2 separate regions of the Homo sapiens genome follow, and region 1 is linked to region 2. The links are chromatin loops, found by intact Hi-C in ENCODE. Cell type or tissue: CD14-positive monocyte. All regions are shown on one strand. Links, peaks and the distances in the headings refer to the core of each region. The heading gives the core; the rest is flanking DNA.

Region 1 (16,299 bases), core at 82-8,081, 48 kb before region 2:
GTGCGCCACCACGCCCAGCTAATTTTCATATTTTTAGTAGAGACGGGGTTTCATGTTGGCCAGGCTGGCCTCAAACTCCTGATCTCAAGTGATCCACTCCCCTCAGCCTCCCAAAGTGCTGGTATTACAGGTGTGAGCCACCGCACCCAGCCCTCTTCCTCCTTTCAAATGTTGGCATTTCCACCGTTTTGACTCTGTTCTCTCTGGCAGCTATCATCCATTCAAGCAGTTTAAGCCGTCACCTCTGTGTAGGTGACCCCCACATGTTTATCACAGGCTGGGCTCTCCCTCAGAGGTTACAGTGATATATTGCAGCCTCCTGCTACAATGTCAAAGATGCGCTTCCAAAGCTGAACCCCTTATTTTTTCCTAAAAATCTAGCCATCTCACCCTCTATCCTAACATCTCCATGACTGTTCTAGTCACTTGGCTCCAAAACTATGAACTATGATGGTTCTTCTTTACATTCATAGACAAGAAGGTGCTAAGCCTTATTAATTTCTCCTTCCTTCAAAACATCTCTTGCATCCAATTCTTTATTTCTGCTGTTGCTGCCACTTCCACAGTGAATGTATTTATCACTTTCTAGAAGGACTAAAGCAAATCTAGACATCTCATCTACCTGAGCACTCTGTCTCCCTTTAATTTGCCTATATTTGGCTACCAGATTAATCTTCCTAAAACATCTCTGAGCATGCCACTCCCCTCTCCAAACTTCCACTGGCTCCTTACTGTCAAGGAGATAAAGCTGAGAACTCGATACATTTACATGTTGATTCCAACTACCTTGTTAGCTCCAGCTCTACTAACCTTCCTGGGTCCTTAACTTGAATGAAGCTGGTCTATTCGCTGTTTCTAGAATGTCTCTTATACTTCCTATCTTCACACTCTTACACTATTCCTTTACCTGGCATGCCTTTGCTGCTTTTCTCAACTTATCCAAAGACCAGCCAGCTTAGATTCCTTCTCTTTCCAGACCACTCTAACCCAGTGATCATTCCCAACTCACTGTTCCTACAGCACTTACCATATGTACCATCTGACTTCAGCTCTGACTTCCTAGGGGCAGTTCTGCTAACATCCAGCACCTGATTGGAGCCCCACCTCCACCCTGGGCCCATGGATCTGCTGGAGGGTGTTCCCTTCTTGCTTCAATCCTGAGCTCCGACCTCCATCTACGCACTGTGACTGCACGTCTGTAGGAATCCTCGTGCCTGACAAGACTATTCTGGCTTGCTTATTCAGAATCCGTACTTCACCCGTTTCTTCCCACTGTTCTTTTTGTTCAAGTCAACATCCCCCTTATTCTAAGTCAACATCCCCCTTATTCTAGAACAACACAGAATATGGCTATTCCCTATTTATCAGTATCAAGTGAATATCCATATTGTTCTAGATGTTGTATACAATATAGAAATGACCAATTACTTGGCTTTCAGTAACTTAGCCACTGAAGAGTCAAAGCAAAACAGCCATTTCCTTCATCCTTTCGTGTCAAGCCTGCTGCTTATTTTTCAGTCTTTAAGTACCCGGAAGGGGGCGGTCAGAGAGAGCGACAGCAGAAATACGCTGTTCATACATAAAGAAGGTGAGGTGCTAGTCTCTGTTTTCACTGTTTCAAAAAGATCTTGGTGGAAAGGCCGTCCACGGTGCAGAAGTGGAATTTTACAGAGGGGAAGAGGGTGGCTTATGACTTATTTGTTATTGGGATGACAGCCAAGGGTCATAAAATTGTGGAAATCATCACTGGCTGCCTCTGATGACAGATGCCCAGGATCAGACAGGAGGCCTACATGGCTGGAAACACCCTGCACCACAGCCGGCTGCCTCAGACTCCGGCCTGGCCTGGTGTGGCCCCTGCTGCCCCTTTATGAAGTCAACAGCCGCTATTCCAATGACTGGACCCAACGCTCAGTGCAGACGTGTTACCTTTGTTCTGTAGCAGAGGCCACTTTGCTTCAGGCAGCAAAATGCTCCAACAAGATATAGTTAAAGTCTTTAACAGTAATACTTTTTTAAATCCCTGAAATACCTTCATAAGGAATAAGACACTGCTGGTGGTTTTGTAGCTTAATCTTAAAATAATCTTATGGCAACACACTTATTTCCAAACATTTCTCCTTGAGAGTATTTCTCTGGAACAAACCTTCCCTATTAGTTTAGCTTTCAGAGAGTTGAGCCCACAACGTATTACTTCTCTATTTATTCAGATCCTAAAGTGAGGGACAATAAAGTGGGGGTGCAGAGGGGGACTCAATGTTTTTTTCCACTTGAAAGTAAAAGCTAAATGTCTCCTCTCATTTCTTTCTGTATTGACCTCTGGACTAGTCAAGGCTACTTCCCGCCTCATTTGTCAATATCCTTTTCAGGAAAAACAGAGGCTTAATGCACATTGTCAGTTTGATCCAATGGCAAAATCTCAACTGCTTTTTAAGTTATCTCTGCACTTCCTAGTTGGCTCTTGAAAGAGAAGGCGGATTTTACTCCTTCTAGGTGAGAGACCAGGGGGACTACTGGACTTGGGAGGGCAAGTTTCGAGCCCATGGGGAGCAGTAAGAGGAACCCAGGAGGTCACGGTAGGATAAATCTGCCATAACCACACCTGCTCCTACAGGAATGACCTGACCCAGACTTTTCCACAAAAGCCTTAGTGGCCTCCCAAGATAAAACCTGTCAAAATGGCCACATTTTCATTCACTAAAGGACAGGGAGTCACCATAACCTAGAACTAAAGCTTTTAACAAGTAGCATGCCTATTACCATACCACTCTGTCTCATAAACAGGCTGAAGTCATAAACACTGAATCTCAGATATGCATGGGGTTCTTACATGCTTGTTAATTACACAGACACGAGTTCATGTGGTTGCTACAGAAGTGATAAGTAAAAAGCACTGAAGAACAAATTTATTAAAATTTAAAACAACTTCTATTACACAACTATATATAATAAACTCTTCATTGCATATGACAAATGAAAAATAGCACCTATAAAACTGACATTAAAATATATGCTATAGTTAGAAGAATTAAAGTCCACTATTTGTAAGACATTATTCCTTATTACCATAAAGCTGACAAAGTCTCTCATGCCGAAACAAATCCAGGTTACCCAGACTTAGGGTGCACTTTGATATGCTAAAGGCAATGAGGGTTCTGACCCTTCTTTTAGTTACTTTATTGAAATTCTCATTTTGCATTTATAAAAAGCATGTATGCAAGTCTGCATTTCAAAATACTATTTTTAAAACATCTGCCTTCTAGCCTTAATTATAGATGCCATTTATGTCTATAAAATGCTAGACTTGACTTCATCTGCTATTCCTCAGGATTCTTAAAACACTTATGAGTCTCCAGGTTTTAAAATCTTGAGTACTAAGTACACAGCAGGCTCCAGGACAGATGTTTTATGGACAGGGTAAGCATACGTCCTACTGCCGGTTGGACGTATGCTTACCCTGTTAGGCCAATTCAATTATTCAGAGCACCCTCCCTACTTTCATTCTCACAAAGGTCCTACTTTGAAAACTGGGAAGTCATGTGATGGGTTTAAGCTTCTGTGATAAGTGAAAAAAATCAGACCCTGACCCCAGAAGTTCAAACCTAGATCTAAATTCTTTTTTTTTTTTGGGACAGGATCTCACTCTCTGTTGCCCAGGTTGGAGTGCAGTGGTGCAATCATAGCTCATTGCAGCCTCGAACTCCTGGGCTCACATGATTCTCCTGCCTCAGCTTCCCAAGTAGCTAGGACTATAGGAGCATAACACCATGCCCGGCTTCAAACCTATGTAATTCTATGCACCTTTTGGTTTCTCTTTGTCTTAATGGTTTAATGAGAAATTCATTGGTCTGGGGCTACAAATAATGTAATAATAAGAATATCTAAAAATCTTCATGATTTCTTGAAGTCTTAACTCACACAGTTACGGTTTTTTTCTTTCTTCTTTTTTTTTTTTTTTTGAGACAGAGTTTCACTCTTGTCACCCAGGCTGGAGTGCAATGCTGCAATCTTGGCTCACCACAACCTCTGCCTCTCGAGTTCAAGCGAATCTCCTGCCTCAGCCTCCCAAGTAGCTGGGATTATAGACGTGCGCCACCACGCCCAGCTAATATTTGTATTTTTAGTAGAGATGGGGTTTCAGCATGTTGGCCAGGCTGGTCTCGAACTCTTGACCTCAGGTGATCCACCTGCCTCGGCTTCCCAAAGTGCTGGGATTACAGGCGTGAGCCACTGCACCCAGCCAACTCACACAGTTTTTTAAAAAATGACATTTGTTAAGGGACTGGCTCATTTAGCATATTTTCCCCCCACTATTTACTTAGTTTCTTCATAACTTTATATTTCACAATTAGATGAACTGAAAAGTTGCTTCATATCTGAGTAACATTTCCTTTCCATTTCACCACCCCTAAATAAATTATCTACTGGAAGATCAGACTACAAGGATGAGTGAGGGTTCAACTACAATAAAAAAAAATAAATTGAATTCAATTTCACTGAATTCTAGCAAAGCTCAAGCCCTGATTCCCAGGGAGGTGATCTCTAAAATAGTGGCACCAATTTTATCGGTATGTAATATTTAATTTGGGTTTGGCAGATGTAAAACAGATTACCGCTCAGAATCCAGTTATATTATTCAAGAGAATGGAATCATGAACACCTGATTTTAAGAGGTACTAACTTCCTTACTTCCTAAAATCTTCTGGACACAAGCTCTGGCTGAATAATGAGTACTTAATAGATGCTACAGATCTTTTTTTTTTTTTTTCATAATAAAGAACTCAAAGGAAGGATTAATTCTCATATTTAATGAAATGCCATATCTGTCTAATATAGATTATGCACATAAGACATAACAAAATTATAGAATATGTCAAAAATATATGAATGTTGGAAATATGCATCTAAATGGACATTTTTAAACACCTAGAAAGGGTTAATCTGTATAACCCCTGAGAACCCTGGATGACATGGTGATCTAATACCTCAGGGGGTCAAAAAGTACTTGGAAAGTTTCCTTCATTGACATACTAAATAATATTCATAAAGTTTTAATAATCCTGCTTATTAAGTTTATATTTCACAAGGAGTACACAGATAATTTCAGGTTAGCCCATTCTAAATGATACATTTCCAAAACAGTGTATACTGAATGTCCCTGGGGCTTTTATACCATTTTCAATCAATGTCTGTTTACCCACTAGTTGTGCAATGTTAAATATATAGTATATTCCACCAGAGCACAGCTTAGGATCAACCACAAGCTCTACAGAATTCTTTTTTTTTATTATTATTATACTTTAAGTTTTAGGGTACATGTGCACAATGTGCAGGTTAGTTACATATGTATACATGTGCCATGCTGGTGTGCTGCACCCATTAACTCGTCATTTAGCATTAGGTATATCTCCTAATGCTATCCCTACCCCCTCCCCCCACCCCACAACAGTCCCCAGAGTGTGATGTTCCCCTTCCTGTGTCCATGTGTTCTCACTGTTCAATTCCCATCTATGAGTGAGAACATGCGGTGTTTGGTTTTTTGTCCTTGCGATAGTCTACTGAGAATGATGATTTCCAATTTCATCTTGCAGCACTATTCACAATAGCAAAGACTTGGAACCAACCCAAATGTCCAACAATGATAGACTGGATTAAGAAAATGTGGCACATATACACCATGGAATACTATGCAGCCATACAGAATTCTTTTGTCAATAATGACAATAACAATACTACTGATTGCAGCACTGGGCATTTGAAAAAAACAAAAAACATGAAATAAAATCAATCATCAAGTCTGTATTAAGGGTCCTCTACATAAAAAAAGATTAGGGTTGAGCACAACAGGAAACACAAAGACATCTAAGACATCGTCACCGACCTAAAGGAGCTTAGAATCTCATGGGGATTGCCAAGTACAATGCAAATTAAAAAGGACAGCTGGTAATTCTAAGGCAACATAAACAACTTGCCAAAGTAAACACTAGAAGTTTAGAGGCAGGAGTCACTATGCATTGTGGTCAGGCAAAGTTTCACAGCAGAACTAAGACTCAAGCTGCAATTAGAAAGATGGGGCAGAAGGCTAGTGCTCCAAATCCTGCAAACAGAGTGTACTTCAGTCCATCAGGAGAGTGAGACTCATGGCGGGAGCGGCCAGCACTGCGGTCTCTGTACTAGAAAGCTCAGGCTTTGCTTGGAGACAACTGAGGTGCGTTTGCATAGTGGCAATACAATAACAAATGCTAAAGCAATAAATAACCACCAGTATGCACTGTGTATACAACTACCTAGTTATCCAGAATTGTCATCTTCTGATAACTTCTATCTTCTAGAAGTAATTTCTAAATACTCAGAGAGCTGGGGGGAAGCCCAACCATGAGAGCTGCTCATCTAATTTCTCCTTTCGCCTTCTCTCTCACTGGCTGCCATCTAACACATCAACAAGTGGTAGGTGACTGTCCTGATTGCCTTTGCTCTCTATATGTCAGACTCCAGGTGTTTGCTCGATACAACAAAACTACAGTGTTTCCCTGTTTTAGAGATGAGTAAATGGAGCTATAATTTGTCCAAAGTCACTTCGCCTCTGCTAGCAGGGCTGGGATTTGAACTGAGGTCTGCCTGACTCCCAAATCCATGCCACCAGCCAAACTTCTTCATTCTTTAGGTTCTCAGACTACAATCACCAAACAACGAGATGAGTCCCACACCAGCCAAAGGAAAAATGAGGGCTGATAAGTGAAGGAAGACAGACTGAAACTACAGGACGCACCTGACTATACGTCACCTGATAAAATAGTGGATGTCAACAACAATGACCCTGAGTCATCTCTCATTTCTGTGTCTTCTGGTTATGACATCTGAGAAATATAACCATAAGAAATGATTAAAATAAAATACATTTACCTATTTAAAGAGGTAACCACTGCTTATCTGATGCATAGGGGGTCAGTGCAGAGAAGTGGCCTTGAGTAAGAAGAGCCGGGCTAAGGGAGCTTGGGCAAGTGCTCAGCCAATGGGAAAGCTGGTCCAGAGGGGTAAGGGGGACCCGGACTAAGGAACTGCCTGAGAAAACAGGAAGCAGCAGAAATATAAAACTCTGCAGAGGAGAAAAGGTGAGACATGCTGACAGATGAGATGTGAGAGCAAAGGAAAGAGGGGACTAGAACACATTTGGGGTGCCAGAAGGAGTGGGGCTCCACGAGTGAGAAGGAAGATGGGAAGTGGAGTTGAAGTGTTGGGGGAGGGGAGAATAGAATCTGTTTTCAACATGTTGAATTATGAGCACTAACGGGATATCTACGTTGAAATGTCCAGTGTTCAGCTATTCATACTGAAACTCTGAGGCAAGAAATTGCTTAATTTACTGAAGTGTCAGGAGCTAATGGTCTTTCCTAACCAGCACCCAGTTCCTACTTGCTAGGTTGAATTGTGAATGACGATCACCCACTTTGAAAAGGGAATGGAAATCAATAGGATGGGCTGGGCCTGCATGGGATTAACTGGAAGGGGAAGAGAGCAAGGTGACCCTGAACTAGTTCATGGGTAAGGCCAAAGACAGAGGGACACAGCCAAAAGACCAGAAGGCCAGAATGAGAAATAGCAAATGGGAAAAAGATCTAAATCAAAGGTTCATGCCCCAAAGGGACTAAGAGAATGGTGCTGCTGACGGTAAGAGCACAGGCCAGCTAGAAGGGCTTGGTTTGGGGCAGATTTTGTTTTAGGCATTAGTAACAACAAAGAGGAAATGTTCTATATGCAACAAGAAAAAAGCCAGGTTAGGGAATGGGCGCAAGGTCATGGGTGGAGATGTGGACCTGAAGGCTGTCATCAACACCTCGGTGGAAATGGAGTCCCCGTGGGTAAAGCTGTTTCCCAGGAGAAATGCTGTAGAAAGTAGAGCAGATGGCAAATCAAGTAATCCTCGGGGGCAGAGACATTGTCAAATAGTATGAGGAGGACAATATGAGTCACAGGGAAACATCAAGGATGAAATGATGATAAACACAATTAAGGGATTGATCCAGGAGAATGAAAACAGAGAAAGAGTGGCAGAGCCTGGCTGGGAATGAGCCAATAGCCCTCTTTTCCCACAGGGTCAGGAGCAGGGAAAGAAGGGTGCTCTCCTGGGAAGAGAACCAAATGCACCATGTCACGCCTCCTGCTCTTCCAAGAAATGTGGTTCTCTTAAGAACGTTCAAAATCTTTTATGTCATCTGCCTTGAATCTGCAAATGCTACCATAGGCTGTGTTTCTTTGATTGAGAAAACATCCTTTTCCTAACATTTGCAAATTCTCCACACATCTATCTACTTATTGACTCATTATTTGTCAGAGTTACATGTTCAGACTTAATTCTCTTTCTGCAAGCTGCTAACTTGGCCCCAAATAACTCCTTTTGGTAACTCTGCTATACTGCTTTGAATGAAGCCATCAACCACTGTGGGTGAGCCAGCCTTGCCCTGCAGTGGGTGAGTACAGACAACCCATAATTGTTTATCTACAGGACATGGTGTCAAGAGCTCATAAGCAATCTGAAAATTCCCAATCCAATCCAGTGCTGAAGCAAACACTGATAAGACACAAACGCTTTTTCAGCTTCTTTCTCCAGGAAACTGATGGGATCAATGAAAAGAAAATAAAACAATTCAAAGAATCCTTTTTGAAACAAGAGTGGCATTGGCTAATTTTTTTTTTTTTTTTTTTTTTTTGAGACAGGGTCTCACTGTCACCCAGGCTGGAGTAGAGTGGTGCAATCATAGCTCATTGTAGGCTCAACTTTCTGGGCTCAAGAGATCCTCCCACCTCAGTCTCCCAAGTAGCTGGGATTACAGGTGTGCGCCATCATGCCTGCCTAATTTATTTTTATTTTTTTATAGAGACGGGGTCTCCCTATGTTGTCCAGGCTGGTCTCGAACTCCTGGGCTCAAGCGATCCTCCTGCCTCACACTCTCAAGGTGCTGGGATTACAGGTGTGAGCCACTGTGCCTGGCTGGGTTAAGAACCTTATTTAGAAAAACACAAAACACCACTTTCTAAACATAGCATATGAATCTGCCAGGGTTGGGGTACCAAAGCACCACTGACTGGGCAGCCTAAACAGCAGACGCTGTCTCACAGTTCAAGAAGCTGGAGTCCAAGACCAAGGTGTCAGCAGGGCTGGTTCCTTCTGAGGGCTGGAAGGGAAGGGTCTGTTCTAGGCCTCCCTCCTTGGCTCACTGATGACTGTCTTCTCTGTGTGTCTCTTCACATCATCTTCCCTCTGTGTGTATCTGTGTCCAAATTTCCCTTTTAATAAGGACATCAGTTGTATTGGGTTAGGGCCCACCCTGATGACCTCACTTTAACCTGATTCCTTCTATAAAGTCCCTACCTCCAAATAAAGTCACATTCTGAGATATGGAAGGTTAGGAATTTAAGATATGAATTTGGCAGGGGGGAAACACAATTCAACCCATAACAATAGTTTTAAGGAAACCAAAAGCATTTTACTAAAGTATAATTTTCTCAGGTTAAATAATTACCATATTCCAAAAGAAGTCTCTTCGGTTTTCCCTTCTTGGAGATAAGACATTTCACTTTGTGCTTTCTCTATATCTTACCTTAAAGGACCTATAAGTTCATTTCAATTAGTCTAATATCATAGCTGGAAACAAGTAAAAGCATACTATCTACTTTAAATTAAGCTCTGCATGAGTTGATGTTACAACGCTTCTGAAAAAGGCCATATAGGAATGTATCTCTCAATCTACTGAGGAGCAACTGTAGTCACTTTGGTATAAAAGAGAATTGGAGCCAGGTTCAGTGGCTCACACCTGTAATTCCAATGCTTTGGGAGGCCGCGATGGGTGGACTGCTTGAGCCCAGAAGTTCAAGACCAACCTGGGCAACATGGTGAAATCCTGTCTCTACAAAAAACAAAAAAAATTAGCCAGGTGTGGTGGTGCACACCCATAGTCCCAGCTATTCGGGAGGCTGAGGTGGGAGGATCACTTGAAGCTGGGAGGTAGAGGTTGCAGCAAGCTGTGATTGCAACACTGCATTCCAGCCTGGGTGACAGAGTAGACCCTGTCTCTGAGAGAGAGAGAGAGAGAGAGAGAGAGAGAGAGAGAGAGAGAGAGAGAGAGAGAGAGAGAATTGGGAGTGGCTTATTAATAACACAAAAACTAGGTTTCCAGTTTTGATTCTGTGTGTGTCTGAGGCAGAACCTAAGTAGGCCCCAAAAGCCACCTCAAGAGTGGCTGGCAGTGGGCGGCCAAGTTCAGGCCACCCCTCTTCATGCCCCTCAGCATCGAGGAGGAGCCCCGGCTTGGTTCTTCCTCGTGTGCCCTCTCTCACCTGCCATCCACATTGTTCTGTTTTTCAACACTGCATTTTCTTTCCAATGGAGGATCTCAAGAAGACAACCTTTTAAATAAACGTGGTGGGATGAAAAAGGCAAACACCCACAAACTATGAAAACAAAATCAGCTGTACTTCTGGTTTCAACCCAGAGGAATTCCATTTAAATCCACATTTTTTCAAAGATCTAGAAGGCTGCTTACCTTGTCCCTGAAATGTTCTAAATAAGGACGGTTAAAGTTTCAGCAGTACCAGTTTTCAGGTGTTTGAATCACAAACCTTTACGAAAGAAAGCACCTTCCCTGAATTTTTCAGCCACTTCCTAACATGACATACCAATGTCCCTCCATTCACTACTGGTTCAAAATCCTCACTGACCACCTCAAGAGACAAGTAAACCAGACCTGCAGCAGATACTGAGGAGGCCAGGTGTGTGCCTGGCAACGGAAGGTAAGCCTCAGATGGACTTTTCCTATCCTTTAGAAATGTTTGGTAAAGTCTAAATCAAGACTAAAAATCTGGTAGGCTTTTTCTCTTCTGAGCAAGAGTGAATTTGTTAGCCTTAAATGTCTGGTACTATGTTGGTAAAGTAAAATGATGCGTTTTACTAGCCAAACACCCATTTCCGGCCCAGTCCACAGCTGAGGTGCCTTTTTGAGCTACCTCAGGTTCTACTTCAGAAATGTTTGTGGCACACAGAATCAGAACTGGAAATCTACTCTATTCTTTCCCATTTTGGTGTTCTTGTTACCATGTCACTGCAATTTTTTCTCTCTTTTTTTTTTTTTGGAGACAAAGTCTCACTCTGTCGCCCAGGCTGGAGTGCAGTGGTGAGATCTCGGCTCACTGCAACCTCCACCTCCCAGGTTCAAGCAATTCTCCTGCCTCAGCCTCCCGAGTAGTGGGGATTACAGGCATGAGCCAACATGCCCGGCTAATTTTTGTATTTTTAGTAGAGATGGGGTTTCACCATGTTGGCCAGGCTGGTCTCAAACTCCTGACCTCTGGTGATCCACCTGCCTTGGCTTCCCAAAGTGCTAGGATTATAGGCATGAGCCATCGCACCTGGCCCTAATTTTCATTTAAACTAAAAACTGTGTAGATTCTATTACTATGTGTCCTCCCAAAAGATATGTTAAGTCCTAACCCCCAGTACCTGTGAATGTGATCTTTTTTGGAAATGGGGTCTTTTCAGAGGTAATCAAGTTACAATAAATTCATTAAGGTGAGCCGTAATCCCATATGACTGGTGTCCTTGTAAGAGGAGACACAGACATACACACAGAGTGCGGGCCACACATCGACAGAGGCAGAGACTGGAGCAATGCAGCTGTAACCCAAGGGATGCCCAGCATTGTTGGGAGCCATCAGAAGCCGAGAGAAGGCAAGAAGGGGATTTACCTGGAGTCTTCGAGGGAACGTGGCCCTGCCAACTCCTCCAAAACTGTGAGAGAAGACATTTCTGTTGTTTTAGGCCACCTATTAATAGTTTGTGTTAATTTGTTACAGTCACCCTATGAAACTAGTACCCTCTGCAAAATAAGTCAGGATGTATTTCATTGAAAAGGCATGTCTGTACTCAAGCTATGATAAAGTATTTATAACAATCGCAAAGTGACGCTGGCCAAATGGCAGGTTGCCCTCTCAGCCTCCCGGCCTGTGTCTGTGGCCTCTTGGTTAAAAAGCAACAGAAGCATCTACAGCTTTACTCCCACGTTTTAGTCTTAATTCCTGCCAGGGCACTATACACCTCCTCTCCTTATGCAAATATATTTGTTCATTGTGATTGAGGTTTGACTTCAAAACAACAAAATTTCTAAGGAAGGCATCTAAAGTTCGATCTGTTCTCATCAGTGACGTCCACAGTTAAGAGGCCACAGACGGCACTTCCTCAAACCTGCCTTTTCTAAACCTCAACTTCTTGCTGAGTTATACAAAGGAACCAGGACAAAGGGCCGCCAAATGGGTTCTGCGCTCAGTGCAACACCTGTTTGCACACCCCTTGTACTCATGTTTATGTATTTCTTTGAGCATTTCTCTCACAGGCTGTTCTCTAACTGCAAAGAAAACTTTGTGAAAGATGTTTTGCAGACACAGTGATGCCGGGGATGTGAGATGCAGATAACCCTTTCCCCCAGGCTCTCTTTAAATACAGGATTCATTTCATCCCCTTCTTAAAGCACAATAATCCATCCTTCTTACTTGATTTAAATAGCAACTGCTATTTACAACAGGAGCTCCATGTTACAACTGTTTTGTTCCTTGGAGAATTGTTTCATTCCCCTCAGTTGCCTTTAACTGACACCTGACTAAACTCAATTAGGGATCACTTCGGGAAAGGTACCACCTCCACAACTCGCAGGGAGAGGGAAGAGCAGGAAGAAACGAAAGGAAGAAAGCTGGAGTGTGGGGAAAGTTGGCACGGATGCTGAGAGGAAAAGGAAAAAGAAACTAAAGATGAGAAAAAGGTGAGAAAAGAGAAGGCAAGTGAAATTATATTGGAGCACACTAAGAATAATAAAGTAGCATTGTAATGTGCTTTGTAAACTATAAAGCATAATAAAAATGCAATGTGGTATTATTTGCAATATTTAAATAGGTGCTTTTGTGTGTGTGTTTGTGGATATGAAAATCAGCTGGTACAGGGATCCCTTGGCAGGGCAACCAGTGGCCCATTCTAAGCTGTGCAAATTAAAGTGGGTTCTTTGGTCTGTTGCAAGGACATTTTTCTACTGTGAGTCACTGTCATCAAGCCAGTCCTGGCGTTATTACCCAACAACTCCATGGCACGGAGCCACTTACACCCAGTGCTGGGAGGAGGTGCCCACTCAGATAATACTGGTTCTTGTAGCGGGGCGCCTTCCCCACGTACATCTAAGATGTCTGATAGCTCTCCTATGTCTTGCTTTAAAACAGACAGGATGGCATTTGGTGATGTAGGCCATCCCTATCTTCATAGGGGTCTGTATTCCAAGAGCTAATTTTCAGATTGTTTCTGCATTCTCAACAACTAGGTCAGATGCCAGTGCTGCCCTTTCTAGCTCTGTGATCTCAGCAAGTTACTTAACCCCTTTCTGCCTCAATCCCCTCATCTCTAAAGTGGAGACAGTAATCATATTTCATAGGGTCCTTGTGAGGAGTAAATGAACATATATATATATAACTATATATAACATATATTATATATGACATTATATAACATATAATATATATAACATATTATATATATATGTGTGTGTGTGTGTGTGTGTGTGTATAAAATAGTGAGTCCCTGATATGGTTTGGATCAGTGTCCCCACCCAAATCTTAAATTGTAATCCCCAGTGTTGGAGGTGGGGCCTGGTGGGAGGTGACTGGATCATGCGGGTGGTTTCTCAAGAATGGTTTAGCACCATTCATCTTGGTACTGTCCTTGCAACGGGAGTGAGTTTTCTTGTGAGATCTGGTGGCTTAAAAGTGTGTGGCACCTCCCCCCTCACTCTCTCTTGCTCCTGCTCTGGCCATGTGAAAGGCTGGCTCCTCCTTCACCTTCCACCATGACTGTAAGTTTCCTGAGGCCTCCCCAGAAACTGAGCAGATGCTAGCATCATGCTTCTTGTACAGCCTGCAGAACCAGAAGCCAATTAAACCTCTTTTCTTTATAAATTACCCAGACTCAGGTATTTCTTTATAGCAATGCAAGAATGGACTAATACAGTCCTAAACAAGCGTTTAGTGAAAACTGAGGGGAGGGTGGTCAGCTAGCTCCCAGAGGCCTAGCTAACACAGAATAGAATTTACTTTCAAAGCTTCTGCATCTCTTTTCCATGTAACATTTTAACCAAAAGCACTATCCTTGGTCATAACTGAGACCCAGTTTCTATGTACAATATGCTTATTGCAGATTTGTATCTACTGTATAAACAATGATCTCAACTTTTTTGATTAAGCACTTAATCAGGGGAAAAGAGAACACTCCTGATATATGTGATTTTTATAATTAAAAATAATCTATGTTTTACTTTCCAATACAGTATTGTTAACCAAAAACACAAATATAGAAAAATTTAAAGGATAAAGTGAGATAAAATATACATATTCAAATTTTCTTCTGTATCCTAATACGTTGTCTTGCACCCATTACTTTGAAAAGCTGTGCTGTAATTCAGGTAAGCTAAGCCATGTAACTTAGAATTAGTCTTGGCCAAATGATCCACCTTGGACAATAAGAAGTACGCAAGAAGTAGCATTCTCAGGCAAAAGCCTTTCCGGCCAGTGTGTGACTCCTCTTTCCCTTATATTACGGTAACCAACCATGGTCTGGGGAGGAGCAGCTCCTTTGCCTGGTCAGTGAAAGAGGGTAACAAAGAGCAGAGACCCCAGCTGACCCAAGATGTGGCGCAAGTGTGAAGCAAACCTCTGTTGTTTGTTACTGCTGTACAACTTAGGCCATCCTAACCAGTGCTGGAATATTCGTTAATGCTGCCATCCCTAATGAGTCACAATTAACGTGGTTTAGTGTAATTCTATTGTGAGGCACAGCATGCTCACCTAGCAAAACCAGAGCACACGTTTTTAAAGACAACGTTAAAATTCCGAAATAGTTCAGTCCCTTTCTTCCATGTTTTAGCATCACTTCCATTCCCCAGGAGAATGCTTCAGGAGATCAATGTGTCAAATGATGAAACTACTCTCATCACCACCAGTGTTAGTGATTTCAAGTGTGCACGTACTAATCCCCCACCTAATAACTTTTCTGAACAAGTGGAAGGCACGGGATCTTCAGTGACAAATGCTCTGGTTTGGTTTGCAAACTTTGACGCAAATCACTCTCTGGTGACTAAAATTGGAAGATGCCCTACAGGAGTCTGGCACTGCTGCATACAGGCCTAAGTGCCCCCATGGGAGAATCAGCTTTTACCCTGGGCTGATGTTTTCTCTGGGAAAAATGGACTTTCCACACCCTGCCCCCTAAATGCATTCCCATGCTCCATGACGCCACGGTTGTGCTCTTGGTAAAGAATATTTAAGTTCTGACATCATGATAACCATGGGTATTATTCATGGTAAGCTCACAAGCCTGGGAAGGCACATTCTGTACTCTCTTTATCACTGAAGTCAGCAATGGTTTTAAAAATAGCATGGCTCACACACCCAGGGGACCACTGATTCATTAATGGCCAAATACACACTACTGTGGACTCCTAACTTGTATGGTGTTTTAGATTGTGATTTCTAGAATCAAGGCACACACATTTATCATTTCCCTCATAGGAGTGTTATGCTGTACTAATTTATAAATAGAGATCTGCAGATCCTAAATGAAGGAACCCTCAAAAATTACAAAACCAGGATTTGACAAGCCGTATGATTTGTGACTCCAAAATGACGTAAAATGTAATTAATGAGAATATCTACCAACTTGGTATAACTATGATATGTCATACCTAAATAAAGAGAGATGATGTTACAAAGATAATTGACACTAATCTTAGTGAAGTCTAGAAGTAAGTCATAGGTTTTTCACTGTCGAGGGGGGAAGGGAATATTTGATTCTAGATATCCCATGCAGGTTCTTTAAGAGAAGTATCCCATGAGCAGAGAATGTTTTCATGATTTATAAATACATTTAGAAGTACATGACGACTTAAGCCTTTTGCTTAAATTCTGTGCTAAATAAGCAACTTTCTCATCTCTTACTGGGATTCCAGAGAGGACCTTCTGACCAAGGAGAAAATACCTTGATATGTAGGCCTAGCTTCTCTGGATGCTAGGATTATCTCTCTTTAAATGATTCAGATTGATCCATCAGCCTTTTATAGAATTAGTTAGTATGAACCAGTCTTTTAGAACCCAATAATCCTTAAATTTATGGAGTCAAATTTCCAAATCTGCTAGGCTGAGGACTGTAGAGGACAGAGTGAGCAGCATCCAGGAATATCTGCTGAGCACCTACGATGTCCAAGCACCACCCCAAGAGTG
Region 2 (16,299 bases), core at 7,940-15,939:
AAACCACCACCACTAAGTAAACCAAAACATGCATGATCAACTGGAAAAAAAATGCAACTCATAGCAAAGACTATACATAAAGAGCTTTCAGAATAAAGAAGAAAAAGACCAACAACATAGTGGGAAAATGTCTGAAATTCAAAACACACTCCACATAAAAATAAACACAAAATGACATTTAAATACATGAAAATATGATCAACCTTACTTATAATAACAGAAATATAAATTAAAGCTATAACAAAATACCATTTCTCACCTACCAGCAAAAATCCAAAAGTTTGACAACAGATTCCATGGGTGATGTTCTAGGGAAACAGGCACTTTCACATACTGCTTGCATGAGTAGAATACGGTATAAACCCTACAGGAAGAATTTGTCAATAACTTTTAAAAATGACAGATGTATCTGTCCCTTGACTATATAATCCCATTTCTAGGATTTCATTTCACAGATGCACCTACAAAAGTATTAAATGACATGTCTACAAGGTTATCTATTACAGGTGATTTGAAAAGACAGAGGATTAGACACAATCCAAGATTATGTTGTTGTGCCATCATCACACATCAACAAAATGGAGTACTCTAAGGTTATAAAAAAGACTGAAGATAATCTCTATGTACAAATATGCAGAGTTCCAGAATGTATTATTAAGAGAAAAAAGTTAAGACGTAGAACAACAGACTGTATGTGTTATGTTATCCTTTGTGTAAGGGAATAAGAACACACCCATACACACACTAGAACCTCTAAAAATGAAAGACGCAAGGGTTAAGCGAGATACTAAGAAAAATGGTTATCTACGAGGGAACAAAGTGCATAGGGCTCATCTGCAAAACAGAAATAATAAAAAAGAAAAAAAACAAAGTTCACAGGTTAAGACTTCATTGTGTATACTTCTCTATATTGTTTAATTATTTTAACTTTCCAATATCAAAAGAAATGTAGAGAGAATGATTTAACAATTTTTCACATACCCATCATCTAGATTAAACATCTACCTAGTTGTTTTTTTTTTTTTCTGAGACAGAGTCTTGCTCTGTCGCCCAGGCTGGAGTGCAGTGGCGTGATCTTGACTCACTGCAAGCTCCACCTCCCAGGTTCACGCCATTCTCCTGCCTCAGCCTCCCGAGTAGCTGGGACTACAGGCACCCGCCACCACGCCCAGCTAATTTTTTTGTATTTTTTAGTAGAGACGGTGTTTCACCATGTTAGCCAGGATGGTCTCAATCTCCTGACCTCATCATCCGCCCACCTCGGCCTCCCAAAGTGCTGGGATTACAGGCGTGAGCCACCGCACCCGGCCCACATCTACATAGTTTTGACCCTTCAGCCACGTAATGCATTACCCATCTTAAAAAAGCTCCATTCAAAATGTCCTAAACTGAAAAGAAACTGAATGATATGAGCCTAACCATACATCAAACTGGGTGACATGCTCTCTGAGGAAGAATTTATTTTTAGGAATTTTAGAACACAGTATTTTTAATACATACCCTTAGTGGAATGCATTTTAAGAACAAAACAAAAATTACAAAGAAGTATTAAACTTTCCTCTGTAGTTCCATATTGGTAATAATATAAATATTGGTATTTCGAAACTACATTCTTTACATTTATAGGTTAAAGAAAAAATAAAGATTTTTCCATACCAGAAAAAGGGAGTTAAAATAATTACTAAGGAAAGTGAAAGCATAAGGATTTTAAAACTAAACTGGACATGTCCACCTGAACTCTTAAATTTTAACAGTATATATTTTCCAGCTTTGTCCACTGAAGTTCTCTAGAAACAAGTCACCTCTGCACCAATAACCACCCCCAATACCCTGATTGTACTCTCTAATACCATTGTCCCATACCACTGAAAAGTACAAGATGAGCTTGGGGCATTTGTGCCATGAATGAACACAGATTTTCAAGATTATAGAAGTTCTGTCAAAAGGTCACAGGACCTAGCTGAAGGGGTCTCACTGCCTAAAAGTTGTAACAAAAGAGTAATGATTAGAACACACCAGATCAATAAAAATCCATGAATGTATAATGTTAGAAAGACAGAAAAAAACCACGTGTTACTACGTGAAGTGGTTATTAAACTCCTTACTGTGAAAGTTAATGGGGAAAGGGAAAGCATTAGCACAGATCCTGCCTTTCCAGTGGGAACCATGTGTCAGGGTAACCAGACGGCCCCAGGCAGTACAGGAAAGCTCTACTTTATAGAAGAAATGAAAGAATTACAGAAACATTTCCCAAAACCCAAGGAAGGTATGGTTCAGGCAAGAATGACCACTGGGTACAAAACCATTAAGTAAACGATTTGTATGCAAAGTTATACCACACAAGTCACTTGCTGGTCTCTAGGGGGAAAGTGTAACTGGACGATGGTGGGTTCAGGCTGTCACAGCCCTAGACCAGGGGTCAATCTCAGCATCCCCAGTAGTGGGCCTTTTTAGTAACAGTGAGTGAAGCACACTGAATTAGCTCTGGTGAGATCTAGTCAAAAACAACTTGAATCCTGCAAGCTTTTCCATACAGGAAATCAGAGGATGGAGAAATAAGCCTAACCATAAAGAAGCAACCTCACACTCTAGCAGGTCAGAGGTTCTGGAGGCAAGACCAGCAACTGGTCTGCTGCTTCAATAAGAGACTGTGCTGGATTAAGAGACTAAAAGGAAGTTACAACCAGACATAGGGCACGATACTCGATTAGATGGTGATTTCGACAAACCAGCCTTGAAGGGTATTTGAGGGCCAGTTATGGAAATCGGAATAGAAACAAGGTATTAAACGAGATGAACTTTATTGAAATACAAAGTTGGAGACTGTCATCCAAAAAAATCAGATAATAAAACAGTAATACATCATTTTGGTTAAAAAAATGTGCACACATCTATGCATACAAAAAGACCTAAGAGATGTAACAGTGGTCATTTCTGGACAGAGACAGAGAGAGAGAGAGAGAGAGACTAACTGTGTGTATGTGGAGTGTTTTGCTTGCCTTTATTTTCTAATTTCCTTTAATTAGAAAATGTTATTTCTGTACTAAATACATAAAAAAGCAGTTACATAAGGCTTTAGGTTTCACTAGTAATCTACAGAAGGTCATCTTAGAAATGATCTGTTACCTTTCTAAAATATGCTAAGTGGCCTGTCCATCAGTGGCATGGAGGATTCCTGGAATGACTTGGGAACAACCCCCAAGTTGGAACTTCATTGCTTAGATGATTCTCTGACAAATCAAAGATTTCTTCCCCAGATGGTGGCAACACTGTAGAAAGAACAACAACTAGCACCGACAAAGTCTAAGAGAGATGAGGTGATGGTTTGAGAGAAGAAACAAGAGCAAAGTCAATTTTTAAGAGGGGTGCTGAAATGCCTCCTCAAGCAAACTTTACCTCCACTTCCTCATGTGAAAATGTTACCAGCAAAGTTCCAAAGCTCTAGGGGAAAAGTGAGACCAGCAGGATTGAATGCAGCACTCAAGTCCCAGGGAGAAAACTTCACACCAGATATACCTGTTCGCAGAGTGTCTGTCTCAGAATCACCCTTTGACAATACGGATACACGTGCACACCCATTTACAAACTCACCTATCAAGATGTCTTTTGCTTTTAATCATCACTGTCAATTTTTGAAGATATACTATACACTCTAAAAGGGTGGCAATTTCCTCGATTGCAGTTTCATACAAAAATCTGTATGAACAAAAGCATGTTGTACAATCATTCACTGATTTGCCAAGTTTTCAGAAGTGTCTATAATGTGCGTGATGGTAACGGGGTAGAGAACACAGAGACAACCACAGATGGGTTTCTATCTTCATGGAGCTTGCAGCCTAATGGGGAAGGCAGGTGGAAAACAAATATGCCCAAATAAGTGGGTTCATGAAAATTGTTAAGTGTCATGAAGGAAAAGAAGAGGGTGCTCTGAGATGAGAAGAGGGGAATATGATTTACACTGGAGGATCAGGGAAAGCCTCCTGGAGGAAGTGACATTTGAGGTGTGACCACAGAGTGAGCATGAATTAACCAGGCTGCCAGGCAGGAGAACATTCCAGGAAGGGAAGACTGTTGTGTGGGAAAGGGTGCTGAAGCAGGAAACAGCTGGGAACAGTCACAGAACTGAAAGAGGCCAGGATGGGGCAAACAGAGGGGAAGACTGGTGTCCAGGGAGATCAGAGAAGCAAGCCGGGACTGTGCTGTGATCCATGCTGTTCAGGATTCAGGATTTTCTTCCAAGTGTGATGGAAAGCAGTTGGACATCTGAAGTACGGCAGTGACAGAATCTAATGTGCACTTAATATCACTATGGGAAACTGGCTGGGGAAGGTCAAGAACAGGCATGGAGGGACAAGTCAGGAAGCCAGTCCAGATGAGACATTATGGTGGCTTAGGCTAGCTACAGGGATCCAAACTACAGACTGGACACCAAATTCAAACCCAAGTCTGCTTTTAGGAGTAAGATTTTGCCGGAACACGCCCCCCCCCCCACACGCCCCTCCCACCACGTGACTCGTGTATGTATTGTCTGTGCAGCTTTCACTCTACAACTTCAGTAACGGCGGCAGAGACCAGATGGCCTGCAAAGCCTCAAATATGCACCACGTGGACCTTTACAGAAAAAGTTTGCCAACCCCCAGACAAGGGATGGCAGTGGAGACAGAAATGGATGGCTTCACGATAAACAGTCTGTCGTCATTATTCCTGGATTCCACATTTGCAAATTCACCTACTCACTAAAAGGTGTTTGTAACCCCAAAGTCAATACTCAGAGCACTTTTGGTCATGCCTGCGCATGCGCAGAGCAGCAAAAAAGTTGCGCTGGTCAACACACACATTCCCAGCTGAGCTCCACAATGGTGACACTCTGCCTTCCTGTTTCAGCTCTTATACTATAAACAAGTACCCTTTCAACTGTCTATATAGTGCCACATTTTTTTTGCATTTTGGTGTGTTTTGTTGGTGATTTTGCTGTTTAAATGGTCCCCAAGCACAGTGCTAAAGTGCTGCTTAGTGCTCCTAAGCACAAGAAGACTGTGATGTGCCTTATGAGAAACGCATGTGTTAGATAAGCTCGTTCAGGCATGAGTTATAGTGCTGTTGGGCATGAGTTTGATGTTAATCAAAACTATATGCTAAGATATATGTTTAAACAGAAACACACATAAAACATCATCACACCAACATATGTAATGCTATACCAACGTACAACATCTACCAACATACAACATTATTACACCAACGAAACTGATACTACGTATTGATCAGTCAATGGAAATATGACCAGAGGCTCACAGGAACCTAACTCTGTATCTCCCTTAGGAGTAATGATTCAGTATTCACTAATTCAGTGTTCCTGGCGACTTTAGAGAACACAGCTATGGCGAATGATGAGAATGGCTACACCTGGGAGGCAAAAATCAATACAATTTGGTGATGGGTTAAATGTTAAGTAAAACAAAGTCAAGGATGACTCTGGGTTTCTGATGTGAACTACTGGGTGACAGAAGGTGCCATTTATGGAAATAAAGAATTCCAGAACAGCAGTATATTTCAGGGGGTTGACCAAGATGTTTCCTTTGAATGTGTTAAGGATGAGATATCCAAAGAGAGAGGTCCAGTAGCTTGATGGCTTTATGACTCTGGAGCTGAAAAAAGAAGTCTAGGTAAAGATACAACTTTAGGAGTCCCTAACAGATAGAGGGAGCATTGAAAACCTGGGAATGATATGTCACCTGGCGAGAGGGGTAGAATGACAGCAGGGCCCAGGCCTGAGAGCAGCACCCAGACAAACAGGTGGGTTAACTCAATTTTTCATCTTGGTGGTTTGATTTGTTTAATATAAAAGTATTATACTTTAGGCTTGGTGTGGTGGCTCACGCCTGTAATCCCAGCACTTTGGGAGGCTGAGGCAGGTGGATCACCTGAAGTCAGGAATTTGAGACCAGCCTGGCCAACATGGTGAAAGGCTGTCTCTACTAAAAATACAAAAATTAGCCGGGCATGGTGGCGGGTGCTTGTAATCCCAGCTAATCAGGAAGTTGAGGCAGGAGAATCTCTTGAACCCAGGAGGCAGAGGTTGCAGTGAGCTGAGATCATGCCACTACACTCCAGTCTAGATGACAGAGCGAGACTCTGTCTCAAAAAAAAAAAAAATTAAACTTTGGCAAGGAAATTAACCTGGTGATGTATCTAGAACCCAACAGATGTTCAAATCCCTTGACCTAGTATATCTACTTTGGAGGACCTATCCTAACATCTAGACAAACCTCAATGTTACATAGAATTACACTGAGGAATAACTCATGATAGTAAATAACCTTAACATTTGGGGAATGTTTATGCTGACAAGACTAATAATATTTTCCTCTGTGAGTTCATCTACAGCTTCTAATCTTAGAAATTTCAACTCCTCCAGAGGTTTAATAAATATCCACTTCCATTTCCTTCAAGCTTTTGTAAAAAGCTTTGTAAAAAAGTGGAACGTTTGTCTTTATCTGCTAAAACGCAAGCTGCTTCAGGGCAGGAATTTTATCTGTTTTGCTCAATGCTGTACACTTGGCACCTAGGAGAGTCCCCAGAACACTGAATGTATTTTGAACATATTTTTGTCAAACCTCACATTTTAATCAGGCAGAATTTACATTGGTGTAATGATGTGAGGTGATGATACCCACTGAGATTTTTCAGATTGCTCTCATATAGTCCCATTCCCATTCAGGTAATCAGCCTTCCTTTCCCCATGGCCTCACAGCACCTCCTCCATCTTCTGTTAAATGCTCACAGACTATGGAACCTGAAATCTGCCTCCCCCCTTCTGCCCCATGGATGGGTCTGTCAAATTTTGTCCCAGATTTGAAGCATTATGGTTTGACACTGGATAGAGCTAACCCCTTCACCACTCTTATGGTCCATGCCTAACCTATGTCCTACCACCTTATCTTTCAAGAAAAGCAACAGAAATTGGTCTCTCAAGTTTTAAAATACTTATCCAGATTTTGATGAAAACAAAGACCATTGATACTTGGAGAAGAACCAATGTATTTACAAGTTGCCCTCTCTCATCTAGGAGGGATGAGGAAGAGTCTCTACTGTGCAGCTGGTGGTCAGGAGTCAGCTCTGGACTCAGACTGCCTGGAGTCGATCCCATCTCTGCACTCAGGAGCTGCCTCACCTGCCTGTGCCTCTGTGTAACACTGTGGAAGTGGAACCTCTTTTGAGTGTTACTACAGGGATTCAATGAATTCACACATGTAAAATCTTAGTGCAGAACTGGCAATAGCAAGTGTGCGGTATTAGCTGTTATGATCATCTTCCCATAACATGTTTTTCCTTAGAGGTCTCAGTAAGAGTATTCCTGAATATTTGATATGTTTTGCTCTCAAAGGGGACTCATGGCTTGGCTGCCCTCTACCACATTCCTACATGCCAGCCACAGGTCCAAGTGCTGTACATTCACCACCTCACTTGACCCTGTTTGATGAACAGGACAAATGGAACAAGAGTGTCACAGAAATCTGTGTTAGCACCTTCGGTCTCCAGCTTGATTGCCTCTTTTCCAAGGAGGATCCCAGATCCTTCTTACCGGAGTCAGTCTTGCACATGGCATGGATCACTCTAACTTACCTGCAAGAAGCAGGGTGGCCTGCCAGTGAAGATAAGGGCATGCGCTGGCGACAAGTGGACTGAGGTTCAAACTCTGGCTCTACCAATTACTTGTTATGAGTCCTTGCATACATTATTTCATATCTCTAAGCCTCAATTTCCTCTTCTGTAAATGGAGAAAATCATAGAGCTCTTAAATATTAGTTAATAATAGTGTATTACTATTGTGAGGATGATATTTGGCCCATTTTATTCTGGGGCCCCAAGACCAAACTGGATGAACTACACAGACCAGCTGGCTCTGAATGAACAAGAGAAAGTGGCTCCTGCACTTTGTGACCTTCCCTGAGAAGATGTGAAGGCAGGTGAGAGGAGAGGAAGTCGGAGGCTGGATCTGCATGTGCCTATGGCTTCTGGAAGTCACAGCCACAAAAGGCAGTAGAATTGCGAAGAATGCTAAGGCCAGGTCCCTGACTCTCTCACATCCAAGAAAAGCTTTCACCAAAACAACCACCATCTGATTCTAAATATTTCTGACTTTTTGTTCTGAATGTACTCTTCCAAAACAATGGTCCTCAACTGGAAATGCAAATGCTCAAGCCTACCACAGACCTACTGAATTAGAGACTCTGGGGGTGAAACCCAGCAATCTGTTGTAACAAGCCCTCCAGAGAACTGAAGGGCAAAAAGGTTGAAGAACCACTTCTTCCAGACAGTCCCTTACACAAATACACCCCAAAGAAGGTTCTGTGTGTACATCCACTTAGACCTTCACACCTACAAGTAAAACAAGGCAAATACACGCTCAAGGAACACACAGTCAAAGAATAAACAGGTAGGTAAGGGAGCCTGGCTCTGTGGGTAGACAAGTGGGAAAAAATAAATAGGTGGAAGCAGAGAGCAGAGACGCCATCAAAGAAGGATGGTAGGAGAGGCCATGGAAGTCAGTGGCTGAAACCCACAAAACATAACAGCTGTCAGAATTACCAGGTTCTCTGTCAGGTTTCACCAGCAGAAGGAACATACTGGTTACTGAACTACTTTGGCAAGCAACAGGAAATGGGTCAGTTTCATCAGCTTTGCTTTAGGAAGCAATCATATGTATGAGACCAAGGTTGAGGAGGAAAAGGAGAGCAGAGGATGCAGAAATGCAACCACCAGCCATATAAACAGGAAACATTTCAAGTTGCCTTTGTTGCTTCAGTTTTTGAAGCAAGGTGTCCCCTTATCAGTACTGCCTTTAGGACAGGGCAACAAGGGCTCAAGCCCTGAACCTCATTGGGTCAAGGCCCAAGCTCACCCCTCCCAACATGGGCTGTGCCCATTCATAGGCTGAGCACCCACCCTCTTCTTCAAGACCAGGCTCTGGGTCCCTGGGGCCATGAGATTCCCTGCCCAAAAGGCTTCATGCCTGCTTCCAGGCCCTTTCCCAGGGCCTGTGGGTGTACATGTAGACCTGGAAGGTGGGCAAGAGGCACCCCAGTTCCAAGCGGAGGTGGGAGTGGTCGCAGCTTGGACACACAGACCAGGAGTAGAGAGAGAGAATTGGGTGGATGGCAGACTGGGGGCCTCGCTTCACACTCTTGACCCAAGACCCACAAATGTCAGGGCAAGCTCACTCCCTAGTTTGTGTCTTATAACCGTGAAAGTCTGAGTGTTCAACTAATTTCAAATGCTGCTCATCTGGACTGAAATGCTTCCCAGGCAGGTGGGGAGTAGCCCCAGACAGAGACTACAACAGGACCCTATCTGAGGTCAGACTGTCATGCCTGGAGACAAGAGGCAGGGCTCAAGTTTTGGTGATGTCAAAGAGATAAAATGACTTTAAACTGTACCTTGGGAAATCAGTTTTTTTTTTAAAGCTGCTTAATGACTTAAAAGTGCTTTGAGGTTCTGTGAAACTCATCATGATCGTACTGACTTCTCTCCTGTGATTTTTGTTGTTGTTGTTATTAAGTAGCTCATGGTGACAAGCTGTGAACTTTCTCAGGGAAACACAAGGAACCACTGAGGGCACTGTGGCCTTGCTTTCCTTGGGACAGAGGGAAACACTCCCTGCAGGAGGGGCTCAGTGTAGCACTGTGGGCTGCAAGGGGACCACGAGAACCAGAACTCAGGAGCTTCCGTATGCCTCTGGGGAAAAAGGAAGTGGCTCTGACAGCCTGGTAGGAACCACTATACCTGGAGCCCCACCTGGCAGTGCAGCCTAGCAAAGCTCCACTCGGCATTCTGGAGTGTTCTGGGGCTTCTGTGCACACTGCTACAGGGGAAGGGAGAGGAAGAGCCCTAGCTCTGCTCCCCCAGCACACATAACATTGGAACAGCCTCTTCATTGCTCTGGCCTCAGATTCTCATGTGTCAAAGACTGAATAATAACGCATGAAGACCCCACCAGGGTTATACTATGACCCAGTCAGATTCTGTGAAATGCGAGTGAGCCTACAAAAAGAGATTCTTTAGAAAAACAGAACATCATGGTATTGCCAATCCCAGCAAGTTTTCCTGATCCTAGATCACTGCCATAAGGTGTGGGGAGGAAAGCAAAAAGAAACCAACATTTATTGAACCTCTGGACCAGGCAAGCCGACAAGTGCTCGATGCGTGTTCTCCTGCACCACCCCAACAGCAGCCCTGCCCCAACTCCACGGCCGCAGTGCCTTCCACCGCACCACAAGGCCTCCCAGCATGGCCCACCTCCATCTCCACGGCCGCAGTGCCTTCCACCGCACCACAAGGCCTACCAGCATGGCCCACCCCTGGCTGTCTGGTTCCTTCTATTATACCCAGGCCAGTAAAAATTACCTTGTTCAAGTATCATTCTGATAATATCGGTCCCCTTCTCCACACCACAAAATGTCACTTGAATTAGAACCCCTTTTAAACCTTTTAACAACTGATCCCAAACACTTACCATTCTCATCTGCTAGTCTATTTTGTGCTTACCACTCCAGCCAAGCAAAAATTACTTTGCAAATGAATTCCATTATGCACTCTGCTTATTCACCTTGTTAAGCCAACACCAGAGCTTTGCCTATTGCTGTTGTCTCTTTCTATAGGAATACCTCATTTATCCGACATCCTTGGAAAGAAGCTATCCACAAAATTGATCTACATAAATTAATTTCCCTCTCTACCAGAAACTTAACCATTTAAGCAGCCTTAAATCCTCTTTGGAGTACATCACTGTAACAAGCAAATGAAAGAATTTCTTTAACCACTGACTAGTGGAAGCATTTCTGTAATACATTAGAGAACCTCCCAGGCTCAGTTAACAGAACATAATGAAACTGATGAATCTTTTCCTGATGGTACAGGTCACACTTAATGAATAATAGTAATGACACTGTGCTGGAGCTGCAGAGGTGAGTGGTTCAGGGGAAAAGGCCGAAAGCACGTGTGCATTCTCTCTTGGTGCTCCTTCTCCCTGTCACGAGTTCCCCTGACACTTACTATCCTCCAGAAGTCCCTGCTATCCGCTCAGATTCTGGTGAGTAGATGCCGTGACACAGAATTCAGGAAGGTGTAACTTGCTGTCTTTCTGTACAGTTTCAAAAACGTACATGCTGGTTTTTGTCAGAGCCCTATAAATCTTTCATTAGATACAAAATAAACAAATTTTAAAAGAACACATTTCCACAATCGGCAATAAGCTGGAGTTTTCCAAATCTCCCTGCCCTGTGACTTTTTAAAATTTTTTAATTTAATACTCACAACCTCGGCATTATAACCCTGTGACTTTTAACAGAAATCCAGGCACAAACACCATTAAAATTTGCTTCCTTAATGCTATGAAACTATAAGTTCTATATTGTATAGAGCTGGCTTCTTATCATAAGCCCTTGGACGAATGATTTTACTTGGGAATAACGATTCCATAGGTTGAATCAACAGGGAAATATTAGTGTGAAGGAAAATGGTAAAAATACACAAACAAACCCTTTGTTCTTCAAGATGCAAATCTGTGACTGTGTGAAGCCAGAAGTGCTTTCGTAGTCAATGTCATGGAAGGTTCTATGGTGATCTCTCACTGCGGATGGACAGAACCACCTGGAGGAAAAATACCCTTGTCCACTCACATATTAGGCTGCATTCTTTTTGTGACAAAGGTTTTTATAGAGTCGACAGCATTAACACATGCAGAAGAATTGATCAATCTTAATTCTGCTTAAACACAGTGGCATTTAATTGATCAGAACCTACTAAGGCAAAAGTACTTAGGCAAGAATTGTTAAAACAGACTACTGTCAAAAACATTACAAATTTGTTCAATGCTGTATTCAGAAATAAGTAGCTATAAAACCACAAAGATATTTTGGAGTTTCAAAGGTTTTCTGCCTTTTCTTTTTTGGCAATGATTTTACTAGCTTGCTTTCTAAGGGCAAAGATATCTGTCAGAAAAAACACAACCTGCAGTGATGTCGTTCATTACATCTTTTGCCTTTTCCATTGGCTTTAAACCAAAGAGAGGGAGGACTACCCTCTGAAAGTCTGACTTGTAACCACTCTCATAAACACCTAGCTCACTCACCTTGGAGAACCTAGTAAAACAGGTATGGCTTTAGCTGACTCAGAATCTATAACGAATTTGACAAACGGTCCCTTCTAAATGAGGATGACCTGACACTGCTCTGAATCATCAAGATTCTTCTGTGTGCTTGCTCTTCTTTCAAGTGTAGTTCAAGTTTTTATACTTATGGCCTCTGCATTCTGTTTGTCAGATCTACGGGAGATAATTAAGCAAGATTCTAAAGAGTTGGAAGTTGAGGGGTGAAATGCAAAGTGATCAGTGGAGTCAAGCAGAAGGTGGCTTTGTTGGGGTGAGGGATGCCAGATACAAGTACAAGAAAAATAAAGACGGCCGAAATGAATGCGAGCTACAGATGAGTCACCAATCCAGGGCTGCGTAAGTTATAACTTAGATGCATTAAAAGGAACAGTCAATTCCAGAAATATTTATGAAGCGCCTACTAGGTTTAAGGAACTGCACGGCTATTGTAGGGGACAAAGATGAATCAGACATGGTTCCTGCCCTCCAGGGGTTCACGATGATGCAAGAACCCTGAAGTCGTTTTTCTCTTATATGCGGTACTAATGAGAACATTATTAAAGAGCTGTATTCAGTTTTAACTGCCACCATTTTTTTAAATAGGGAGAAACTAGAGAGAGTTCAGAAGAGAGAAAGGAGATGCTTTCAGTGACACAAAACCGGCTCTGTGAGGAAAAAGCTAAAGAGACCCAGTTATTATCTTTAAGTATATGAAAGGTTTTAGAGAAAGGAATTGAGTAAAAGAAAACAAGTTTGAATGACAGCAGGCGAGATTTCAGCCAGGCCCAGGAATTTCTTGACAATCAGGTTAATAGAATACTGGAATTGGTCACTCAGGGAGTTCCAACTGCCCTTTCCTGGAAAAAATAATTAAATAAATAATGAACTGACAATTTCAAGTCACAGACATTCACCTTCCTGAAGACGGGGGTGAACTATATCTGTGTCAAGGTCTTCTGCTCTGGGGCTCTATGCCCCTGAAGCTAGGTCAGGCTTTTCTTTTTCCACAATTCCCTGAATGATCTGCTCTGGGTAAGTAGCCACTGAATGCTTCGGAGTGACAGCCCGATCTATATCCCCACCACCAAGTGCCACACAACTACCTGGAATACAAGGTCTCAGCCAGGCGAAAAGGCTGGGAATCAATTCTCCAACAGCCACATATGATGCAAGAGTCCACTCGCAACAAAGCCTACGACACACCAAATATCAGAAACGAAAGTCTCTGAGAACTTGTGCAAATAAGAAACGTATTTGCATTGGCAAGGATATAAAATTTAAGTAACAAATAGAAGAAGACAGGATCTTCTGCAAGTTACAGACAGTAATATTTATGGACATTTCTAAGAAAGCTTGTAATGAGTATTTTCTACACTCAGAAACACTTTTTTGAGTCTACGTAAAGAAAACACTTCAAGAGAGATAGGAAAATGGGGTCTTCCCACTCTTTATTTATTTATTGAGAAAGACTCTCGCTCCATTGCCCAGGCTGGAGTGCAATGGCACAATCTCAGCTGACTGCAACCTCCGCCTCCTGGGTTCAAGCAATTCTCCTGCCTCAGCCTCCCAAGTAGCTGGGATTACAGGCACCACCACCACGCCCAGCTATTTTTTTTTTTTTTTGTATTTTTAGTAGAGATGGGGTTTCGCCATGTTAGCCAGGTTGGTCTCGAACTCCTGATCCACCCGCCTCAGCCTTCCAAAGTGCTGGGATTACAGGTGTGAGCCACTGTGCCTACCCAAGTCTTCCCATTCTAGCTGAAGAAAGCATAGGCATGTTAGAAGTATGAACTGCCACTAAAAAAAAAAAGGAGAAGAAAAAATTCCATCTTGAATCAGACCCATGGTCTAGTGAGTCTATGCTTCTTTCACTTCCCCCACCCTGTAAAGTCAGGGACAGGGATTAAGATTTTGTCATTTCGACAAACCCAGAACCTGCCACAGGGCCTGACACACAGCAGGTCCTGCATAAATGTTTGCTGAATGAATGCGTTAAAGATGGGCCCTCGTCTGTCAAGAGGTGGAACATTTGAGTTCATGTGGGTGAAGGGCGCAGGGCGGTGCACAGCACAAAGTCAATATGGCCTAAGTCACAGTGATCACCGTGACCCTCAAGCATCTGGGTTTCTTTTATAGGAAAAATAAAGATCTGCCTATACTGTAGGTTTTTCTTTTCTTTTTTCCCCCAAAAGAGAATAGCTATATGAAATGGAACTCTTGCGAGTTTGGGCCTTTCAAGTTCACATCCCATCGGTGGTTATATAAAGTCTACTGCCATTATTCTGAAGCCCGTCTTTGACACCAACCCAAAGTCCTTGAATTGTCATCAATAAGACTACCAGAAAGCACAGGCGAATTACACGTTCAGAGAACAATAAGAAATGCTCACATATCACACCCTCTTGATCATCACTACTTTGCTCCACACAAACCTCAAAGGTGGTTCCCCAAGACTGGTCTCTATGGGAGGAAGGGAGAGAGAGAGAGATGAAGAAATATAAAACATAAAATACAAAGAATCTGAGCCCCTGTAACTTACAGAAAGCACCAAATTGTCTTTTGTAGGAAAATGATGTTTAATGCATGGTGAGGCAGACCCTGGCTTGTGGTGGGCGAGGAGCCTCCCCTTGGAGGAGGCTCTTGGTGAACCACCTCTGGGTGCTCCCTTGCCCAGCCTGCTGCCTTGTTTAGGAATGGATCTTGGTTAACGGCAAAGGTTATCTTTCATACTTGGGGATACTTTCCAAGAGGCACAGCTGCAGCCCCTGAAACTCTGCCCCAGCAGTTTATTTCCACATTTTTCAAGTAGCACAGAAAGTGCCACTATAGAAGAGAAATTCTCTACCTGAAACCAGCAGAAGCTCAATGCAAATAAAGAATCTGGAAAGGTCACAGAGGGAGTAAAAAGAAGGTTCTTTCTTCTATGGCTATAGGGGGTTTATTGTTGCTGGTGCCCAAACTGGAAAGGGAATCGCAGGAGATTAATAATTGAAATGTTGCTATTATTGGTTTTCGAAACTATTTGTGGGTTATTCTTTCCCTGGAGTCATCATGTCTGTAAGCATCTCAGAAGATAGAGGGATTTAACACACTCTGAGAAGATGCCTACTACAGCCAGGGACTTTACGTGCACTAGTTTCTAATGGAGTTCCTGCACAGTCCAATAAAGCCCAAAGTCGTATCACTAGATTCAAACTCAGGTTTCTCTGATTCAAGTATCATAGCACATTGTCTGAAATCAAGGATAAAATTAAGGCACCTTACTCACTACTCAAATGTGGCGAGAAGAAAAGCAACATTTATACTTACTCATTTTTAAAATATAAAACCTAAACACAGGAACAGATATTTTAGGGCATGTGTCATCAAACTCTGCTAACCCAAGATGATTCAGAATCTCATTTCTTGGTAGACAGCTTGGTAGATAGGCATCTTCAGGTCCATCTGATGATGAATTGCAGCAGACAGTTTTTGGAAGTCTGTGAAGTGTTCCTTTACATAAGCCAATAGTAATCAACACAGCATATCTCAGGGAGAGGAAAACATAAATAACTTGGAATTTAGGCTCCTCTCATTCAGAACCCATAATAGAGACCTTGGTGGTTGGCCTTTGCACTAGATATTGAAAAAGCCTCGCAAAGCAAGTTGATGGAGGAAATACAATCACAAGGCAAATGTTTAACCTTCTAAAGAAAATAAACCTTTTTATAAGAAGTTCAGTTCCAAACCACCAAAAACTAACATGCTATTTATAAACCTATCCTTCAAGCAAGCCCTGGAAGACTGATTCTCTTTGCCACCCATTAATTGGTATTATCAAATACCCCTTGTTTCAAAAACAGCATTTCTGTCTAAATCTCTGGCGGTTCAGAACGCTCCATTAATGTATCTGGGCCTTCACCTGGTATTCCAACTTGGTGCAGCAGCACCCCATTGAAACAATTCCCTCTCGTGTCGTTATACTTTTCCTGAGAAGAATCATGCACACTCTTTAGGAGCTCAAAACCCACAAGGAATCCCTCTTCTTATAGAAATCTACAGGAAAAGCTCTGCTCGTTTAGCATGCACACAGGGAGTCCATGTGCTCTGATTGAGACAGGGGAAAAATCAGGTTTCCTGAACCCAGAGGATGTCACCACGGCAGGAGA

Evidence for each region. Peaks named below come from ENCODE experiments on the same cell type or tissue, not always from the same donor. Only the 100,000 strongest peaks of a DNase experiment are listed, where the experiment ranks them.
Region 1: it touches region 2 in a loop (5-fold over the local background); 51 of 110 quality-filtered maps call a loop at or near these places.

The regions. Positions count from the first base shown.
Region 1 is chr7:139,719,252-139,735,550 of GRCh38, forward strand. All of the region lies in intron 1 of HIPK2 (homeodomain interacting protein kinase 2), which reads right to left. Among named protein-coding and RNA genes, the nearest start is that of HIPK2, 51 kb to the right of the region's middle. RefSeq lists a silencer at 1,579-1,873. In CD14-positive monocyte, for the core only: a CTCF peak has its summit at 1,529 (motif pointing right); DNase peaks (open chromatin) are centred at 4,350, 6,780, 7,040, 7,350 and 5 weaker places; H3K4me3 peaks cover 4,890 bases; H3K27ac peaks cover 7,829 bases.
Region 2 is chr7:139,758,994-139,775,292 of GRCh38, forward strand. All of the region lies in intron 1 of HIPK2 (homeodomain interacting protein kinase 2), which reads right to left. Among named protein-coding and RNA genes, the nearest start is that of HIPK2, 11 kb to the right of the region's middle. RefSeq lists an enhancer at 14,779-14,958. In CD14-positive monocyte, for the core only: no CTCF peak of the experiment used is centred there; DNase peaks (open chromatin) are centred at 8,678, 12,608, 14,038, 15,568 and 2 weaker places; H3K4me3 peaks cover 1,881 bases; H3K27ac peaks cover 4,402 bases.